Linked DNA regions of Homo sapiens: region 1 is linked to region 2. A link is an interaction called in ENCODE POLR2A ChIA-PET data of the cell type or tissue named here. Cell type or tissue: PC-9. All regions are shown on one strand. Each heading gives the region's core, and the rest is flanking DNA. Links, peaks and the distances in the headings are about the cores only.

The links. ChIA-PET counts read pairs that join two places held together with the same protein. Peaks named below come from ENCODE experiments on the same cell type or tissue, not always from the same donor. Only the 100,000 strongest peaks of a DNase experiment are listed, where the experiment ranks them.
Region 1: POLR2A ChIA-PET joins it to region 2 with 7 read pairs; 7 of 35 experiments call an interaction of 5 or more read pairs at or near these places.

What each region holds. Positions count from the first base shown.
Region 1 is chr1:26,072,187-26,082,803 of GRCh38, forward strand. No RefSeq gene overlaps it. Among named protein-coding and RNA genes, the nearest start is that of TRIM63, 9.9 kb to the left of the region's middle. RefSeq lists a silencer at 7,030-7,206. In PC-9, for the core only: no CTCF peak of the experiment used is centred there; a DNase peak (open chromatin) is centred at 6,525; H3K27ac peaks cover 1,651 bases.
Region 2 is chr1:26,128,381-26,138,997 of GRCh38, forward strand. No RefSeq gene overlaps it. Among named protein-coding and RNA genes, the nearest start is that of PDIK1L, 22 kb to the left of the region's middle. RefSeq lists a silencer at 278-572. In PC-9, for the core only: no CTCF peak of the experiment used is centred there; no DNase peak of the experiment used is centred there.

The sequences.
Region 1 (10,617 bases), core at 5,375-7,874, 54 kb before region 2:
CTTGGGAAAGAGAGGGACGCTCCAACCTTTGAGTTGGAAGGATGGAAGGAGAGGAATGGATGGAGGTGTTGGGAGGTGGAGAGAAAGGTGTTCATATTTGATGACCTTGATCAAGAGAGCATTGAGGTCAACTTCTGAGGCTTAGGAATCAGTGGTGAAAAAGATTTGGACTGGCCAGTGTGGAACACAACAGGAAGTGCCCTGGAGAGAAATGGAAGGATTGTCTAGGGGCAGAAGAGCCTTGCTGATGTTTCCCAGTACTGATGTGTCATTTGTGAGGAGCCATTCACATGGCCCTGTTGACTTTCTCCAGCCGCACTTGGCAGTCCAGGTGCAGATGCCAAACAAATGGACAGTGGGATCGATTCCAGCCGGGGCGCTGGCAAGGCCAGTGCTGCTGAAAGTCAAGGGGTGAGGAAGGGAAATTCCCACGTGGGCTGTGCTGGACATCAAAACATGTCATTTAATCCTCACCATAGTCCTGCAGGGGAGGTTTTATGATCTTCGGGTTTTTTCCCAGGAGGAAATGAGGCTCAGAGAGTTAATTGGCTTGGCCAGAGTCACACAGCCACAAGTGGCAGAGCCGAGCTGGGGTTCATATCCACGGCAGCCTGATTCTTCAACCTGTGCTCCCCTCACTGGAGGATTTACTGAGCGCTTATTATGTTCAGGCATTGTGCTAAGTCCTTTCCATCCATCCTCCCGTTCAGTCCTCCAAATAACTTGGTACAGCAGGGATCATAATTTTCCCTGTTTTGCAGGTGAGCTTCAGAGGCTCAGTGAGGATAAGTCACACAGACAAAGTCCCCCAGCAGTGGGTAGCAGAGCCAGCATCAGAATCAGGAAGTTATAAACCAGCATCATTACAGTTATGAGAACATACCGTAACACTATAGTACTGGCAGATGAAGAGACAATTACGGAACACCAGTGGGTGTCTGGACCCAGAGCTCTTAACCACTATATTTACTGCCTCCCTCTCTGCAAGTCACTTCATTTATTTTTATTCCTTATGAATGAAAGTTTCAAACACACAAAACTAGAGAGAACAGTATAATGGGCTCACGTAATCAAACCCAGCTTAACTCGTTAATCATTGCCCCAATATTCCCATACACTTCTTTTATCTTTTCTTTCTTTTTTTTTTGAGACGGAGTTTCGCTCTTGTTGCGCAAGCTGGGGTGCATTGGTGCGATCTTGGCTCACTGCAACCTCTGCCTCCCGGGTTCAAGCAATTCTCCTGCCTCAGCCTCCCGAGTAGCTGGGATTACAGGCGCATGCCACAATACCCGGCTAATTTTTGTATTTTTAGTAGAGACGGGGTTTCACCATGTTGGCCAGGCTGGTCTCGAACTCCTGACCTCAAGTGATCAGCCCACCTCAGCCTCCCAAGCTACTGGGATTACAGACGTGAGCTACCGTGCCTGGCCCACGCTTCTTTTGTCTAAATTTTTTTTTTTGAAACAAAGTCTCACTCTATTGTCCAGCCTGGAGTGCAGTGGCGTGATCTTGGCTCACTGCAACCTCCACCTCCCAGGTTCAAGCGATTCTTCTGCCTCAGCCTCCCGAGTAACTGGGATTACAGGCACTCGCCATCACGCCCAGCTAATTTTGTTTTTACTTTTAGTAGAGACAAGGTTTCACTATGTTGGCCAGGCTGGTCTCAAACTCTTGACCTCAGGTGATCCTCCCACTTTGGTTTCCCAAAGTGCTGGGATTACAGGCGTGAACCACTGCACCCAGCCTCTTTTCTTTTCTTATTTTTTCTTTTCTTTTCTTTTCTCAGAAGGAGTCTCACTCTGTTGTCCAGGCTGGCTGAAGTGGTGCAATCTTGGCTCACTGCAACCTCCACCTCCTGGGTTCAAGCAATTCTCTGCCTCAGCCTCCGTGCCCAGCCTTTTCTAAAATATTTTAAAGAAAATGTTAGACATTAAGTCATTTCACCCATAAATACTCCAATATGCATTTCTCATAGATAAGGATTTTTGTTACATAATCACCATGCCATTATGTTAACAAACAATAATTAAAGTTTTTTTTTTTCTGAGACAGGGTCTCACTCCGTTACTCAGGCTGAGACCTCTGTTGTTTTTGTCTCATGGATCTCTTTTAAACTGTAACAACTGTCATCCCTCTCATTCTTCTGTGCCATTGATTTATCAGAGAATTATTCTGGGTATTATGATTCTCATTTTTATATATCAGGCACTGAAGCTTAAGTGACTTGTAGAAAGTCACCCAGCTAAGCAACAGACCTGTCATTTAGAATTGCTCCCAAAGTCTGTGTCATGAGTGTAGGAAGCTGTAGTGCCCAAGAGGGTCCCAGCTGGGTAGAAGACAGGCAAGGCATCAGGGAGAATGGTCTAGGCCTGGCAAGGAAAAAGGGGAGGTAGAGGGTAATAGCAATTATAATGCTGTGTTTTATTGATTTCAGTGCTTGCAAGTGGCTGGGCATCTACAAAGAGTTTTGAGGCACTATTTTATTCAGTCCTCACAACAACTATAAATAGGTTATCCTTAAATTTTTTTAATCGACAAGTAAAAATTGCATATATTTATGGTGTACCACATGATGTTTTGATATATGTATATATTGTGGAATGGCTAAATCAAGCTATTTAACATATGCATGACCTCACATACTTATTGTTTCATGGTGGGAACACTTAAAATCTACTCTCTTAGCAATTTTCAAGTATACATGTCATACTTATTGTCCTCATTTCACAGATGAGGCACAGTTTAGGGTATGGAGTTGCCCCAAGACCCACAGCTCATGTAGGCAAAGCTGCAACAGGCCTGTTTAACCCTCAAAGTCTATGCTTTTTCTTTTTCTTTTTTTAGACAGAGTCTTGCTGTCTGTCACTCAGGCTGGAGTGCAGTGGCGCTATCTCAGCTCACTGCACCCTCCACCTCCTGGGTTCAAGCGATTCTCATGCCTCAGCCTCCCGAGTAGATGAGATTACAGGTGCCCACCACCACGCCTGGCTAATTTGTTGTATTTTTAGTAGAGATGGGTTTTCACCATGTTGGCCAGTCTCTAAATCCTGACCTCAGGTGATCTGCCTGCCCCAGCCTCCCAAAGTGCTGGGATTACAGGCATGAGCCATCGTTACCAGCCTATGTTTTTGTTTTTTTTTTAATTGTCTCTAGAAAGGGAACTTTTCAGAGATCTGAGATTTTTTTGATGCCTCTTGGTTCAGAGGAGAAAACCCTGGCCTAGGGCCCAGACACCTGGGTTCCATCTCCATCTCTGTTGGAGACCTGAAATGTGATGCCCTGCAAACCATACCCACCCTCAGTTTCTTCATCTGCCAAATGGAGCATCTACAGGAGATGATCCTGAATGGTCCTTCCACATCCCCAGTGGCCAAGTTCTCAGAGGAGTGCTCCGGTGATGACACAGGCCCAAGGGGTGGTGATGCTGGAGAGGAAACAACTGTCCATCTCCCCTTTCATGTCCACATAGTTCAGGCTTGTGGAAGTGCTTCCCTGGTACATCATGGAGCAGATCTTTTTCACATGTGTGTACCTGTTCTCCCTCATTTCCTCCCTAGGAGTGTGAGGTCTGCCCTGCCTTGCTCTGCATTTCCCCTCAAGCCTCTGCTTGGAGCACCCTCAGGAAGTGGAACAGGCGTGGCACAGGGACTGTTTTTTTCTTATGGTTTAAGATCCGTATCACATGCTTTGATGTCATCCTCATTGAAGAATCATCCCAAATCACAGGATCAAACCAATGGGTCATTTGATCTAGTGGCTAAAGCTGGAGCAGTTGGCAGAGGCAGGTCTATGGGGTCTGGGACATGAAGCAGTGCCCTCAGTGCCAGGGCAAAGTCCACTGGGCCTGGCCTGCATGCCACAGAAGGGGAGCAGAATGTCCCAGGACCTACTCACTCATGGCCTGGGCTGGGAGCCACACAGGCCTCCTCCCACTGTCCCCAGGACCAGATAATGCTTGTGGACAGCTACAAAGGCTCTGGGGAGTGGGTGGTCTTTAGAGAAAGGGACTGCCCCAGGGCAAATGGAGGCAAGTAGGGTCAGGAGGGGGCTCTGCACTGATGATCCTGAAATGAAGTATTGAAAGTGCTTTATAAACTGTGCAACATATAAACTGTGAAATGCAATAAATCCTTACTATAAGAACCTAAGAGTGCAGAGCAACAAAGAGGCTGCCCCAGGACGGATGGATCTGAGTTCAAGTTTTGACTTCTTCACATATCAGCTCTTTTATCTTGGGCAGGTTACGTGACCTGTGTGTGTGAGTTTCCTCATCTATGAAATGACAATTGGGTAGAGTAATGATGTCTGTGGGCATTTCTAATCCTGAGAGTCAAGGGTTCCTAGTGACTATCCTCCCCCAGCATTCTATGCCTTGCTGAAAACTGATGGCACAGAAGTGGGAGTCCATTTGCACAGGCACGTAGCACACGTTTGACACATGGCAGACACTTAACAAACGCTGTTAACATTATCACAGTTGGGAATAACACGGGTTAGCATTTACTGAACAGTTAGTATGGGTAACCCCATGGCTTGCGTACCATCTGTTGTTGCATAACAAATTATCCCAAAATGTAGCAGCTTAAGACAATAGTAAACATTTATTATCTCATACAGTTTCTATGGGTCAGGAATTCAAGAGCAGCTAAGCTGGGTGGTTCTGGATCTGGTCTCTAAGGAGGTTGTAGTCAAGATGTTGGCTGGGGCTGGGCGCGGTGGCTCACGCCTGTAATCCCAACAGTTTGGGAGGCTGAGGCAGGAGGATTGCTTGATCCAAGAGTTTGGGACCTGCGTGGGCAACACAAGGAGACCTTGTCTCTACAAAAAAAAAAAAAAATTACCTGGGCATGGTTTTGCGTGCCTGTAGTCCTAGCTACTCAAGAGGCTAAGGTAGGAGGATTGCTTGAGCCCAGGAGGTCAAAACTGCAGCAAGCTGTGATAGTGCCACTCCAGCCTGGGCAACACAGTGAGACTCTGTCTCAAAAAAAAAAAAAAAAAAAAAAAAAAAAAAAAAAATATATATATATATATATATATATATATATATATAGGCTGGGGCTGCAGTTGAGTTTAGCAGAATGCTTGACTGGAGCTGGAGGATCCACTACCAAGATGGCACACTCATGGTTGGCAAATTGGTGGGAGGCCTCAGTTCCTCAGTACACATACCTCTCCATAGGGCTGCTTGAGCATCCTTATAACATGGCACTGGCTTCCCCCAGGGCAAGTGATCCAAAAGAGCAAGACAAAAGTGGTACTATCTTTTATGACCTAGCCCCAGAAGTCACACACTATCATTTCCATTGTATTCTACTGGACACACAGACCAACCCTGATACAGTACGGGAGGCAACTGCACAGGACCTGATTACCAGGAGGCAAGAATTATTGAGCTGTATCTTGGAGGCTATCACAGTCTGTTCTAAGTGTTTTATAGGTATTAATTCATGTGTTAATTCATGACATTGATACCACTACCATCCCCATTTTACAGATGAGAAAACTGAGTCACACAGAGATTAGGTGACTTGCTTAAGGTTACACTTCTAGGAAATGGACTGGGGTGTTGTGATGGACTGAATACTTGTGTTCCCCCAAAATTCACATGTGGAAGCCCTAACCCCAAATGTGAAGGTATTTGAAGATGGGGCCTTTAGGAGGTAATTAGGGTTAGATGAGTTCATGAAAGTAGGTCCAGTGGGATTAGTGCCCTTATAAGAAGAGACATAAGGCTGGGCAGCTGAGCAGATGGGCAGATGGGCACGGTGGCTCACACCTGTAATTCCAGCACTTTGGGAGGTCAAGGTGGAAGGATCACTTGAGCCCAGGAGTTCAAGACCAGCCTGGGCAATAGAACAGACCTTGTCTCTACCAAAAAAAAAAAAAAAAAAAAAATTAGCTGGGTGTAATGCCACACACCTGTAGTCCCAGCTACTTGGGAGGCTGAGGCGGGAGAATTTCTTGAGCCCAGGAGCTGAAGGCTGCTGCAGTGAGCTATGATCACACCACTGCTCTCCAGCCTGGGCCACGGAGAGAGACCCATCTTTAAAAAAAAGAAAAGAGACACAAGAAAGCTTGCTCTCCTTTCTTCTCTCTCTGTTTCTGTGGCTGTCTCTATGTCTCTCTGAAACTGCCTTTGCAAAAATTATAACTGAGGAAACTATGACAGTGAAAGATTTCAGATCTAACCAACTCCGTCTTGTTTCTAACCTTTAAGCAGTCCTTGTTCATTTCTGGGCTTAAGCCAAACTAACCTAGGGAGGAATTTAGTTTGACTCTGAAACAAAATTGATAATAGCCCTTTCCTGAAAAGACCCCCTTCTTCTGTTGGGACCAGTCTGCTTTTGTAGGACTAACAAATTAGCTACAAGATTAGAAATTATGGTTTAGGGGTCATGCAGCCTCTGACTCCAAGTCTGAACCTCCCCCAAATTGCTCCTGGGGACATCACTATTGTAAAACCTAAGATCAGTGCTTAAGATATTTTGCAGATCCCGCACTTGATGGATCAGCTGACACCACCCAGGCCAGTAATCTGACTCAACCAGTTCTGCGATCTTATCCAGGAACTGAGGACAGCAAGAAAACTTGACTTTGACCCCCTCTATGATTCCATCTCCAACCTGACCAATCAGCACTCCCCACTTCCGGAGCCCCTACTCACCAAATTATCTTTAAAAACTCCGATCCCCGAATGCTTGGGGAGACTGATATGAGTAACAATAAAACTCCAGCCTCCCACACAGCCGACTTTGCATGAATTATTCTTTCTCCATTGCAATTCCCCTGTCTTGATAAATTGTCTCTGCCTAGGCAGTGGGCAAGGTGAACCTGTTGGGCGGTTGCCTCTCTCTCCCATTCTCTATGCATACACACCAAGGTAAGACCATGTGAACACATAGCAAGAGGGTAGCTACCTACAAGGCAAGAGAAGAGAACTCAGAATAAAATCACCTAGATCTTGGACTTGCCAGCCTCCAGAACTGTGAGAAGTAAATTTCTGTTGTTTAAGCCACCCAAGCTGTGGGATTTTAGCAGACTCATGAGGCTTTGCACTCAGAGGGTTCAGGATTTGACTTCAGAGCGCTGACTGTTTAGCCCTTGTTCTTAACCTTTCCCTCTTTCTCCGGGACAAACACAGGCCCTGGCGCCCCCTGATTCCCGCCTGGCCCGTTTGCTGGGTGAGAGGCTCTTTTCACTGACAGTGAGGCCCTACGTGCCACTGGGAAGACTTGGAAACAGGACTGGGGGAAGCCTCTGGGGCAAACTCCAAGTCCAAGGATTCAGTGCTGGCCCAGATGTTCCTTTGTTTATACCCCTGGGAGACAGTCTTGGGGGCTCAGCTGCCCACCCCACCTGGCCTGCCGCTCCCCACCCCCACAGCTTGAACCTGGGGTTTGCCACACACACCCTCAGGGACTATCCAGATCATAAACAGTGAGCAGGAGGAAAACAAACTATATTTAAAACAGCAGTTGCTTCACAAACAAAGCTGGTGGGGGGAAAACACTAGAAACATGAAAAGACCAAATGTCAAAATCCATAATACGTTAAAATTTTAAGAATAAGCAAAAGATATAAAATGGCAATTCACAGAAGAATAAATGTCAATGTCCCCAAAAACAAAAGCGAAAAAAAGTGCTTATCCCCACTAATTTAAAAATATCACATTAAAACCACAATAAAATCTGATTTTTCTTTGATCCAATAGACAAAAGTATTAAAGATTAATAATATCCAAGCTCGGTGAGGGGTAGGGACATGGGCACTGGCACTGCTCTTGGCCCTGGGGGAGCAGGAGAGTGCAATCTGACAAAGAAAAATGTTAACAATACATACATGTGACTCAGCAATTATATTCTGAGGACTCTATCTTATCAAAAGACTAGAAAGATAACAGAAAGATATAATTAGATAGATAGATACAGATATGCAGATATAGAGAGCTATTTACACACCAGGACGTTTTTGCAATTTTGTTTGCAGTAGCAAAACCTTGGAAACAGCCCAAATGTCCATCAATGGGACAAATAAATAAATTGCCGTATAGTCACCTAGTGGAATATTATACAGAATTAGAATAAACAAATCTTGCCACACGTAACAACATGAGGGAAGCTCATAAATAGAATGTCAAGCAAAAGAGGACATCCTGTATAATTCTGTTTATATAAACTTTGAAAAAGGCAAAACGAATCTGAGCTGTCAGCATTCAGGATGGTGGTTATCCTTGAGGAGGCCAGAAGGAAGCATGGAGCCCCTGCGAGTGCTGGTGATGGCCTGTTTCTTGACCTGGGTGTGGGTGATGCAGGTATACTCACTCTGTGAAAATGCCTTGAATTGTACACTTAGGAATTGTGTACTTATTTTGTTTTTTTGAGACAGGGTTTCACTCTTGTCACCCAGGCTGGAATGCAGTGACGCAATCTCGGCTCACTGCAACCTCCACCTCCCAGGTTCAACCAATTCTCCCGCCTCAGCCTCCCGAGTAGCTGGACCTACAGGCTCATTTTTGTATTGCTTGGTAGAGATGGGGTTTCACCATGTTGGCCAGGCTGGTCTCAAACTCCTGACCTCAAGTGATCCACCCACCTCAGCCTCCCAAAGTGCTGGGATTGCAATGTGTACTTTTCTGAATGTATATTATACTTGAAGAAAAAGTTTACTAAACAATAACAACAACAAAAAGCATACCCCAATAAGCATTCCAAATGTCCATGCAGAAAAATAAATGCTTATATATATACATAAATATTCCTCCAATTTTAAAACAATGGACATTGAGCTTTCCATATTGAATACCAATATCAAAAGATGTCAGCAATATATTGTTAGGCACAAACAGAAAAACACACGCCTATTAAATATAATCTGATCCTATTCTTCTAAAAAATATTATACATGGGTATCTAAATAAACGTATGTAACAAATATGTGGTACAGGCATAGAAAATGGATGGAAAGAAATCTCCAAACTGTTAAAAACTAGGAGCCAGGGCTCCTTAATGAGGCCCTCTAAAGGCTCCTTAATAAGCCCATTTAACGAGGCCCAGCAGGAAACTTGAGCTACAGCTGAGCAGAACTGGGCCCTCACCTCTGTCAGAGCTGGGCCCTGGCACAGCCCTGGGTAGGCCAGGGGCCACTTAGGATCAGAGTTTCTGGAAGCACCATGCAAGGCGAGCCCTGGGGGCCCTGGAACAGCCAGGTCAAGGCCGGGGGAATGGACCCTGAGAGGTAGGATGAAGACAGGAGAATTAGCCCTGGCCTCATGGGCCCCAGTGGTGTTGGGGGAAGTGGGGGGAAGACAGCCCTATCTGGACACCCCAATTAATCATCAAAACCCTCAGGACACCAAGGTCATACTGTTAGTAGGTGGAACAGCCAGGCCTTGATCCCAAATCTGTTTGAATCTCAAGTTAGAGGCTCTGTACTGGGCTGGGGAGGGTGTGGTAAAGACAGTAGAAAGGAGCATGGTGCCCTGTACAAAGACCCAGAACCCCACGGCAGGAATCACAGAAGTGGCTTTGGCCCAGTGCCCGCAGCTAAGCCACCCTCTGTGGTCAGAACTCAACCACTAAATCTGGCTCCAAGAGCCGCTCCGTTAACTCAGCACTGACCTCCACCTCCAGCTTCCAGCAGCCTGGAGGCTGGCCCCATCCAAAATAGATCCCAGGAGCGAGAGCCAGGTCTATCTACTGTGCCTCTGTACACAACCACCCCCAATCCCCCTATTCACTCACCACCCTACTTTCCCCAGCCCCCTTCACCCACCCCGCCCCTGTGTTCTGAGTCACTCAGGACATGATGGCTATTAAGGAGATGGAAAGAGTAGGGGCAGAGGAGCAGGGGTGGCTGGAACAGCCTGGGTCCCAGGTTCAAGTCCCCAGAGTTGAGCCAGATGTGGCCTGGCTGATTGTCCTAAGCAACTTAGAACAAACAAATTTATCAGGTGTGGGACAGCAGTCAGCAGTTGGGAGCCTACTGTGTACTGGGTTTATTCAGTCTGTACAACTGTCGGTATTAATGTCTCTGTTTTACAGATAAACTGAGTTCAGAGGTGAAGTAACTTGTCCAAGGTCACCTACAGCTTGGACCACTGAACCAAGGAAAACGTAGATTTTGAGCACAGTCCTGCTACTTACTAGGAGGAAAGCCGTGTGGCTTGGGCAAGTTACTTTACCTCTGTGAGCCTCAGTTTCCTTATCTATAAAGATGATGTTAAATTAATATTTAACTTATAAAATTGTGAGGATTCAAAAAGATAACGTTAATCTGAGTGCTGTGGCACACACCTGTAATTCAAGCTGCTCAGGGGGCTGAAGCGGGAGGATCGCTTGAGCCCAGGAGTTTGAGGCTGTAGTGAGCTGTCATTGCACCACTGCACTCCAGCCTGGGCAACACAGCAAGACCCCATCTTTAAAAAAAAAAACAAAAAGGTAATGTTAAAAGTCTTAGCATAGTATCTGGCACATAGAATGTCCTTAGAAAATGTTTGTTTTACTTTTTTTTGAGACAGGCTCTCTCTCTCTCTCTCTCTCTCTCTCTCTCTCTCTCTCTCTCTGTCTCTGTTGTCCAGGCTGAAGTGCAGTGATGCAGTCACAGCTCACTGCAGCCTCA
Region 2 (10,617 bases), core at 3,458-5,957:
TTTTTTGTCCTGTTTTTTATTTGTCGGTGAGAGTTCCAGACCTTTGCAGAAAGTTTTTTTCAAGACATCAGCTGAGGCAGGGCCAGGTAACTCACATCTGTAATCCCAGTACTTTAAGAGGCCAAGCCAGAATGATCACTTGAGCCCAAGAGTTGGAGACCAGCCTAGGCAACATGGTGAAACCCTGTCTCTACAAAAAATAAAATAAAATTATCCAGGTGTGATGGTGTTTGCCTATAGTCCCAGCTACTTGGAGGCTGAGTTGGGAGAATCACCTGAACCCAGGAAAGTCAAGGCTGCAGTGAGCTGGAATCACCACGCTGCACTCCACCCTGGGCGGCAGAGCAAGACCTGCCTTAAAGAAAACATACACACTCACACACACACTCTCTCTCTCTCTCTCTCTCACACACACACACACACTCACACACTCACATTCACACACACAGTATCAGCTAAGTACTAATCAGTCATGCTTATGAAGAAACTATCAGACCTGAATGCAGGAAAGATCCCCTGAAAGGATTAGGCAGAACAATCCTGGAGCTCACACAGGACCAAGAATAATTGATATTTCCACCAGCCAGAACAGAAAGACCTTCTTCCAATATACAGAGCATCACAGAAGAGTATTGTCTCAGTAGTGAGGCCAAGGCTAACAGCTATTCTGGACCTGTCTATCCAAGCTTAAAAGTAAGTCTTGAAAGGTACACAGACAAAATTATAGCAAATTTGATTTAAAGATCTATATTGGCTTTTCTTTGTGATTCTAGAAAAAGGCAACACCTTATTCTATAAAATACAGTGAGTATTCCGATAAGCCAAGCAGAAAAGTATGGTTTTATAGACAGAAAAGGCCTGAGAAAAGCAGAAACAGAGAACAGAAAATTGTCTGGTTGTTTCAAAGTTACTTTCCTTATAGAGTTAAAACAGACACAGGCGTAGTGGGTTGCTGCGCCCTCCCAGGCGGTCCCAACAACTAGTGGACCAGAGCCCCCAGGGGACACAGCCTAAGTCCCTGCCCATCAGATCATCTGGAACTTCTGCCCAGAGAGGATCTGGAACTTCTGCCCAGAGAGGAGAGAGCGACTGGAAATTCTCTCAGTCAAGGTCCAAACCTAAAAGAATCACTGGCACGCCCAGCAGGACTAAGACCAATTTTTAATGAAATGTTTTCTGTGTTTGGGGTGCATAACTATATTTCTTTATAACAAAATTACTTAAATGTTTTGATTTTTTATTCCTCATATGCATGGCCTGTGACAGACCAGGGGACTTGTAAGCTCACAGTCCATGAGGTCAGAAGCTGACATCCTAAATGTCTATTTATAATGAATTTAAACAGACCAAAAACTCTGCTATGAAACTCGGAAAGACAAGCAATTTAGCAAAAATGAACCAGTCTCTAAATAAATAAAAAGATTAAAATTTAAAAATTAAAAACAACAACAACAACAAAAACAGAGGGAACTTCATTTTCATGCCAGCTCAGGTAAACTGGGCCCCTTTTGATTGGTTGCTGCGAATCTCCTGGGGGTATTTTTTTGGTAGCGGGGTGGGGGGTGGACTGGCCTGTTTCAGAGTTCAGTTTAATTATGTGGCACCCAGCATGAGTGACTCCATTCTGATTTGGCTCGGTCTGCTAGTGCTAGTGTACGAGGCTAGTCCAAAATAATGGTCTCCTATACATTTTATTTAACAAAATACATTTTTTTCTAAGTAACATAATGTGCTAGAACAAAGCTCAAAAATACTTGAGTCCAAAAATTCCACTTCTCAACAATATAAAATTCAAAATGTCTGCCAGCCAATTAAAAATATTAGAAATGGGCCAGGTACAGTGGCTCATGCCTGTGATCCTAGCACTTCGGAAGGCCAAGGCAAGAGGATTGCTTAAGTCCAGAAGTTCAAGACCAGCCTGGGCAACATAATGAGACCTCATCTTTACCGGGAAAAAAAAAAAAAGGAATTAGCTGGGGGTTCTGGTGTGGTGGCACATGCCTGTAGTCCCAGCTATTCAGGAGGCTGAGGCGGGAGGAGCACTTGAGCCCAGGAGTTGGAGGCTGCAGTGAGCCGAGATCGCACCACTGCACTCCAGCCTGGAGACAAAGCAAAACCCCAACTCAAAAAAAAAAAAAAAAAATTAGGACTTCTAATTTCTGGTTTGGCACAAAAGGAGCCTAAAAGTCACCACTCCATCCTAACAACAATTAAAAAGCTGAACACATGGAAAAATCAACCACTCTTCTTAGATATGTCAGAGCAGTGAGGTCACAGGGCAAACTGCTGCCCCTGTAATTGGAGAGATGCATTGGTAGATACAGAATATCACAATTTACTAGTGTGGAAAAGGTGCAGGGGTAGGAAAACCTAAACTGTAATTGATGAATTGCTTAGTATGGTCAACTCTGAGAGTTAAAAAGCCCAGGGGGACCCAATCACAGGAGGCTCCCCACACTATTACCTCCAGGAGCTCTGCCAGATCCTCACAGGTGCTCATTCTTCTGCTAACGGGAGGGGGAAAGGAACCATTTTGAAACCTGCCTGAACATTCTGTTCTTAACAAGGACAACCCTCAGGAGCAACTATTTTACCACAGCCTCATCTGTTGTGGTTTTATCAGCTGACCCTAACCTATCTGAGGGTATTCCAGCCCCCTCTAGCCATCCTGACCACCTAAGGGAACTTCACCAAGAGAAGCACTGGTGAAGTTCACAGTCCAAGGGCACAGGCTCACCTATGAAAAGCCCATGACCAAATCATAGGATTATAGAACACCCACCATCCCCAAATGTTACTACATTACTAAAGGCCTATTTATGGCAGTTCCTTTAGCCAGTACATTCCATCCACCTTTCACAAAAAAGTACAAGGGATACTAAAAAGCAAAAAATACAATTTGAAAAGTCTGAACAATCATCAGAATCTGAGTCAGTTATGGCAAGAATCCTGGAACTATCAGGCCAGGGATTTTTTTTTAAATTGTGATTAATATGCTAAGGACTTCAATGGAAAAAGTAGACAATATGCACACACAGATGGATAATGTAAGCAGAGAAATGGAAATTCTAAGGGTCAAAAAGATGCTAGAAATCAAAAACTCTGTAATAGAGATGAAGAATGCTTTTGATGGGCTCATTAGCAGACCGGACATGGCTGAGGAAAGAATTTCTGAGCTTGAACATATGACAAAACAAACTTCCAAAACTGAAAAGCAAAGAGAAAACGTCTAAAAAAATTTTTTTAAAGAACGGAATATCAAATAATTGTCGGCCAACTATAAAAGGTATAACCTACATGTAATGGGACTATGACAGGGAGAAAAAGGAGAGAAAGGAACAGAAGCAATAGTTGAGGTAATAATGACTGAGAATCTCCCCCAATTTTTTTGTTTTTTTGTTTTTTTGTTTTTGAGACAGGGTCTGGTTCTGTCACCCAGACTGGAGTGCAATGGTGCGATCTCGGTTCACTGCAACCTCTGCCTCCTGGGCTCAAGCCATCCTCCTGCCTCAGCCTCCCTAGTAGCTGGGACTACAGGCATCTGCTAATTTTTGTATTTTTTTGTAGAGATGGGGTTTCGCCATGTTGTCCAGGCTAGTCTTGAACTCCTGAGCTCAAGCAATTTGCCTGCCTTGGCCTCCCAAAGTGCTAGGATTACAGGTATGAGCCATCATGCCCAGTCAAATTTCCCCAAATTAATGTCAGACACCAAACCACAGATCCAGGAAACTCAGAGAACACCAAGCAGGATAAATGCCAAAAAACCCACAAAATGACACCTAGACATATTCAAACTATACCTAGACATATTCAAATTTCAGGAAATCAAAAATAAAAAATCTTAAGAGAAGTCAGACAGAAAAAAGCACCTTACCTATAGAGGAGTAAAGATAAGAATTACACTCAACTTCTCAGAAACCATGCAAGCAAGAAGCAAGTGTAGGAAAATGTGTAGTGTTGAGAGAAAAAAACCCACTAACCTAGAATCCTGTACCCTGTGAAGTTGTCCTTCAAAAGTGATGGAGAGGTCAGGCACAGTGGCTCACACCAATAATCCCAGCACTTTGGGAGGCCTAGGTTGAGAATCACTGGGCAGCCTGGGCAATGTAGTGCGACCCAATCTCTACAAAATAAAAAATTTAAAAAATTATAGCTGGGTGTGGTGGTGAGGTAGGAGAACTCGACTCCAGAGGCAGGGCTTGGACATCAGACCAAATTGAGGACTAGTTAACACAGGTCCCTGTATGGAAGCAGCTTTCCATAAGACACGCCCACCAGTGTGCCATGTCAGTTTACCGTTGTCATAGCAACACCTGGAAGTTACCACCCCTTTCCATGGCAATGACCTGACGACTCAGAAGTTACCATGCTTATCCTAGAAATTTCTGCATAAACCACCCCTTAATTTGCATATAATTAAAAGTGGGCTAAAAATATGAGTGAAGAACATATTCTGAGCTGCTATTCTGGGCACTGCCCTGCCCTACAAGGAGCAGTACTTCTGCTGCTGCTGTACACTGCTACTTCAATAAAACTTGCTGTTTACCGCCATTGGCTCCCATTGAATTCTTTCCTAGGTGAAGCCAACAACCCTCCTGGGCTAAACTCCAATTCTGGGGCATGCCTATCCTGCATCAGTGGTGCACACCTGTAGTCCCAGCTACTCAGGAGGTTGAGGTGGGAGCCCTGAGGCTTGAGCCCTGAAAGTCAAGGCCACAGTGAGCCATGATCACGCCACTGCACTCCAGCCTGGGTGACAGAGCAAGACCCTGTTTCAAAAAAAAGGTGATGGAGGGCCAGTTGCAGTGGTATGTGCCTGTAGTCCCAGTTACTCAGGAGGCTGAGGTGGGAGAATCATTTGAATCCAGAAATTTAAGGCTAGCCTGGGCAACAGAGCCAACTTTGTCTCTTAAAAAAAAGAAAGAAAGAAAGAAAGAAAGAAACGTTGGGCGCAGTGGCTCACACCTGTAATCCCAGCACTTTGGAAGGCCGAGGCGGGCGGATCACGAGATTAGGAGATCAAGACAATCCTGGCTAACACTGTGAAACCCCATCTCTACTAAAAGTACAAAAAATTAGCTGAGCAGAAGAATTGCTTGAACCCGGGAGGCAGAGGCTGCAGTGAGCCGAGATTGCACTACTGCACTCCAGCCTGGGTGACAGAGTGAGACTCTGTCTCAAAAATGAATAAATAAGAGTAGGCAGCCAGGTGTGGTGGTTTGCACCTGTAATCCCAGCTACTTGGGAGGCTGAGGCAGGAGGATCGCTTGAGCCCAAGAGTTAGAGGAGTAGTAGATGAATCCACTATTTTTTTTTTTGAGACGCAATGGCATGATCTCGGCTCACCACAACCTCCGCCTCCCGGGTTCAAGCGATTCTCCTGCCTCAGCCTCCTGAGTAGCTGGGATTATAGGTGCGCACCACCACGCCTGGCTAATTTTTTTTTTTTTTTTTTTTTTTTTAGTAGAGATAGGGTTTCACCATGTTGGTCGGGCTGGTCTCGAACTCCTGACCTCATGATCCGCTCGCCTCAGCCTCCCAAAGTGCTGGGATTACAGGCATGAGCCACCATGCCCGACTGAATCCACTATTTTAATTGGAGACTTTAACACCTCTCTGTCAGACATGGACAGATCCAGCAGGCAGAAAATCGGTAAGGACATAGTTGAACTCAACAACACTTCAATCAACTGGATATGATTGACATCTATAGACTTCTTCATCCAATAACAGCAGGTTACACACTCTTATCAGCTTACATGGAACATTCACCAAGATTAACCACATTCTGGGTCATAAAACACACCTCTACAAATTTAAAAGAATAGAAATCACATAATGTGTGCAAATTCAGACCACAATGGAATTAAACTAGAAACATGAACAGAATGGTACCTGGAAAATCCCCCAAATACTTGGAGATTGAAACAACACACTTTTAAATAACACACGCAAAAAAGAAACTTCAAAAGAATTTTAAAAATATTTTGAACTAAATGAAAATGAAATATAATTTATCAAAATTTGAGGGATGCAGTGAAAGCAGTGCTTAGAGGGAGATTTGTGGCATTGTTAGAAAGAATAAAAATCTAAAATCAATAGTCTAATCTTCCACTTTAGTAAACTAGAAAAAGAAGAGCAAATTAAATCCAAAGTAAGCAAAAGAAAAATAATAAAAATTGGAGCAGAAATCAGTAAAATTGAAAACAGAAAATCAACAGACAAAATCAATGAAACCAAAATCTAGTACTCAAAAGATCAATAAAATCAACAAACCTCTAACCTGGCTAACTAAGAAAAAAAGAAAGAAGGCCAGCCATGGTGACTCACGCCTATAACCCCAGCACTTTGGGAGGCTGAAGCGGGTGGATCACTTGAGCCCAGGAGTTTGAGACCAGCCTAGATAACATGGTGAAACCCCATTTCTACCAAAAATACAAAAAAAATTTAGCCAGACGTGGTGGTGTGCACCTGTAGTCCCAGCTACTAGGGAGGCTGAGGTGGGAGAATCACTTGAACCCAGGAAGCAAAGGTTTCAGTGAGCGGAGATCATGCCACTGCACTCCAGCCTAGGTGACAGAGTGAGACCCTGTCTCAAAAAAAAAAAAAAAAAAAAAACCAGAAAGAAAGAAAAAGAAAAGAAAGAAGACACAAATTTCTAATATCAGAAATAAAAGAGGGGACATCACTACAGACCCCATGGACATCAAAAGGAGAATAAAGGAACATTATGAACAACTCTATCCCCACAAGTTTGGTAACCTAGATAAAGGGGCCAATTCCTTGAAAGATATAATCTGCCAAAATTCATACAAGAAGAAACACAGTCTGAATAGGCCTATATTTATTAAAGAAATTGAATCAATAAATAGTAACCTTCAAAACAGAATTCATCAGCCCAGATGGTTTCACCAGTGAATTCTACCAAATGTTTAAGGAATAAATTATACGAACTCTCTACAAACTCTTCCAAAAAATTGAAGCAGAGGAAATACCTCTTAACTCATTCTATGAGGCCAGCATTACCTTAATACCGCTCCCTCATGAACATAGATGCAAAAATTCTCAACAAAATATTAGCAAATTGAATCCAACAATGTATAAAAAAGAATTACATGCCATGACCAAGTGGGATTTATCCCAGGTATGAAGGCTGGTTCAATATTAGAAAATCAATTAATTCAATCTATCACATCAATGAGCCATACAAGAAAAATCACAGTATCATGTCAATAGATACAGAAAAATCATTTGACAAAATCCAACACACATTCATGATTTTTAAAAAAGCTCTCAGAAATGGAATAGAAGGCATCACTGCTTTTTAGCATTATACTAGAAGCCCTAGGTATTACAATAAAACAAGAAAATGAAATGAAAGCATACAGATTTGGAAGAAAGAAATAAAACCATTTGTTTACAGATGACATGATTGTCTATGTAGAAAAATCCAAAAGAATCATCAGCAACAACAAAAACTCCTAGAACTAATTAGCAGTTATAGCAATGTTGTAGAATACAAGATTAATGTACAAAAGTCTATCAGAAATAAGCAAGCAGAATTTGAAAATAAAGATGCATTACTATTTACATTAAGTTGTACAAATTAAGTGTATAAATTACATTAAATTGATGTAAGTTGTTTACTCAAAAAAGCCACTTAGGTATAAATCTAACAAAATGTATACAAGACTTACATGAAGAAAACTACAAACCTCTGAGGAAAAATATCAAAGAAGTTGGCCAGGCATGATGGCTCACACCTGTAATCCCAGCACTTTGGGAGGCCAAGGCAGGCGGATCATGAGGTCAGGAGTTCAAGACCAGCCTGACCAACATGGTGAAATCCCCGTCTCTACTAAAATTACAAAAATTAGCCAGGTGTGGTGGTGCACGCCTGTAATCCCAGCTTCTCGGGAGGCTGAGGCAGGAGAATTTTGCAGAGGCAAAAGACCCGGAATAGCCAACTCAAAATTGAACAAAGAAGAATGAAGTCAGAGTACAGACACTACCCAATCTCAAGACTTAACGATCAGCCTACAGTAATCAGGACAGTGTGGTATTTGCAAAAGAATAAACAAATAGATCTATGGAACAAAATAGAGAGCCTAGAAATAGACCTATATAATACCATCAACTGAATTTGACAAAGGTAACAAAAGCAATACAATGGAGCAAAGACAGTCTTCTCAACAAATGGTGCTGGAACAACTGGGCCTCTACATGAAGAAAAAAAAGAATCTAGACAGAGACCTTATATACTTCCCAAAAATTAACTCAAAATGGATCACAGGCCTAAATGTAAAATGCAAAACACCTAAAAGACAACATAAGAGAAAATCTGGGCCAGATGCGGTGGCTCACACCTGTAATCCCAACACTTTGTGAGGCCGAGGCGGGTGGATCACCTGAGGTCAGGAGTTTGAGACCAGCTTGGCCAATATGATGAAACCCCAACGCTACTAAAAATACAAAAAATTAGCCGGGCATGGTGGCAGGCGCCTGTAATCCCAGCTACTCAGGAGGCTGAGGCAGGAGAATTGCTTGAACCCGGGAGGCAGAGGTTGCAGTGAGCCAAGATCCCGCTACTGCACTCCAGCCTGGGCAACAAGAGCGAAACTCTGTTTCCAAAAAAAAAAAAGTCTGGGCGCAGTGGCTCACACCTGTAATCCCAGCACTTTGGGAGGCTGAGGCAGGCAAATCAGGAGGTCAGGAATTCGAGACCAGCCTGGCCAACGTGGTGAAACCCCGTCTCTACTAAAAATACAAAAAATTAGCTGGGTGTGGTGGTGGGCGCTTGTAATCCCAGCTACTCAGGAGGCTGAGGCAAGAGAATCGCTTGAACCTGGGAGGTGGAGGCTGCAGTGAGCCGAGATCCCGCCACTGCACTCCAGCCTGGGCGACAGTGTGAGACTATGTCTCAAAAAAAAACAAAAACAGAAACAAAAAAAAAGAATGGGCAACAAAGGGATCAGAGAGCAAAGTCACGGATTGGCCCAAGGCAGGCTAGAGTTGATCGGCTGTCCCCTGGAGGAGGCAACCACTCTGGTCCAGGCCTACATGTCAGAACACAAAGCCCTGTGTCTGCCAGGGCTCTCATCCTGCTCCAGCTGGCTCACAAACTCACTAGTGTGCTCCAGAGTCTTGACTTGGGCCCTGCTTCTCCCAGTTTTGTGGCAGGATTTCCTGAAGCTAATGAGAGACCTTGTGGGCCCTCAACCGCTCCACTCTAATTATATCAATGCTACCAGATGGGGGAGGATAGTTGGTTCTTCTAGTCTTTCCTAAAGGAATATCAGTGCCTGTGGGCTACAGTGGACTGTGGAAAATAATGTATTGTTTGGGGTTAAATTTCATGTTTATCTAAGGCCTGCCTTTCAGCCTAGGCCCAGTCCTTACAGGTGAAATTTCTTGACTTCAGGATTTCCTTTAAGAACATAAGACTGGGCTGGGTGCAGTGGCTCACGCCTGTAATCCCAACACTGTGGGAGGCCGAGGCAGGCAGATCACAAGGTCAGGAGTTCAAGACCAGCCTGACCAATACGGTGAAACCCTGTCTCTACTAAAAATACAAAAAATTAGCCGGCGTGGGGCCGCACGCCTGTAATCCCAGCTACTCAGGAAGCTGAGGCAGGAGAATCGCTTGAACCCAGGAGGTGGAGGTTGCAGTGAGCCGAGATTGTGTCACTGTACTCCAGCCTGGGCGACACAGCAAGACACTGTCCAAAAAAAAAAAAAAAAGCTGGATGCAGTGGCTTTTGCCTTTAGGAGGCCAGTACTTTAGGAGGCCAAGGCAGGTGGATCACCTGAGGTCAGGAGTTTGAGACCAGCCTGGCCAACATGGAGAAACCCTATCTCTACTAAAAATACAAAAATTAGGTAGGCATAGTGGCACGGGCCTGTAATCCCAGCTACTTGGGAGGCTGAGGCAGGAGAATCACTTGAACCTGAGGTGTAGAGGTTGCAGTGAGCCAAGATTGTGCCACTTCACTCCAGCCTGGGTGAAAGAACAAAACTCTTTCTCAAAAAAAAAAAAAAATATTAGCCGGGCGTGTTGGTGCACGCCTGTAATCCCAGCTACTCGGGAGGCTGAGGCAGGAGAATAGCTTGAACCCGGGAGGCAGAGGTTGCGGTGAGCTGAGATCGCGCCACTGCACTCCAGACTAAGAGACAGAGTGAGACTCCTCCTTAAAAAAAAAAAAAAAAAAAAAAAAAAAGAGCATAGGACCAAAAGGCTTCAATAGATTGGGGTCTTTGGCCTTCACAATAATTAATCACTATCAGCACTAACCAGGTGTACTTTCCAAGTGCACTTCCACCTCTAAAATTCAGTGATTCTATCCGTTCATGAAAAATTACTAGTGAAAAGATATGGGAGCCACAAAGAAATGTCACACAGCCCCTGCCCTCAGCTCAGAAAACAAAACACGCAAGTTACAATTAGCAGAAAAATTAAAGGCTAACATATACGTGTATTATTATAAATTTGCCATAAGACACCAAGGTTTAAGAAACATCACATTTCTTTATCTTTCCAACACAGCCATGCCTTAAGGGGCTCTTAATCCTCTCTAGAATATCCACAAAGCTTGGAGAAGGGCCTCTGGTATTCCAACT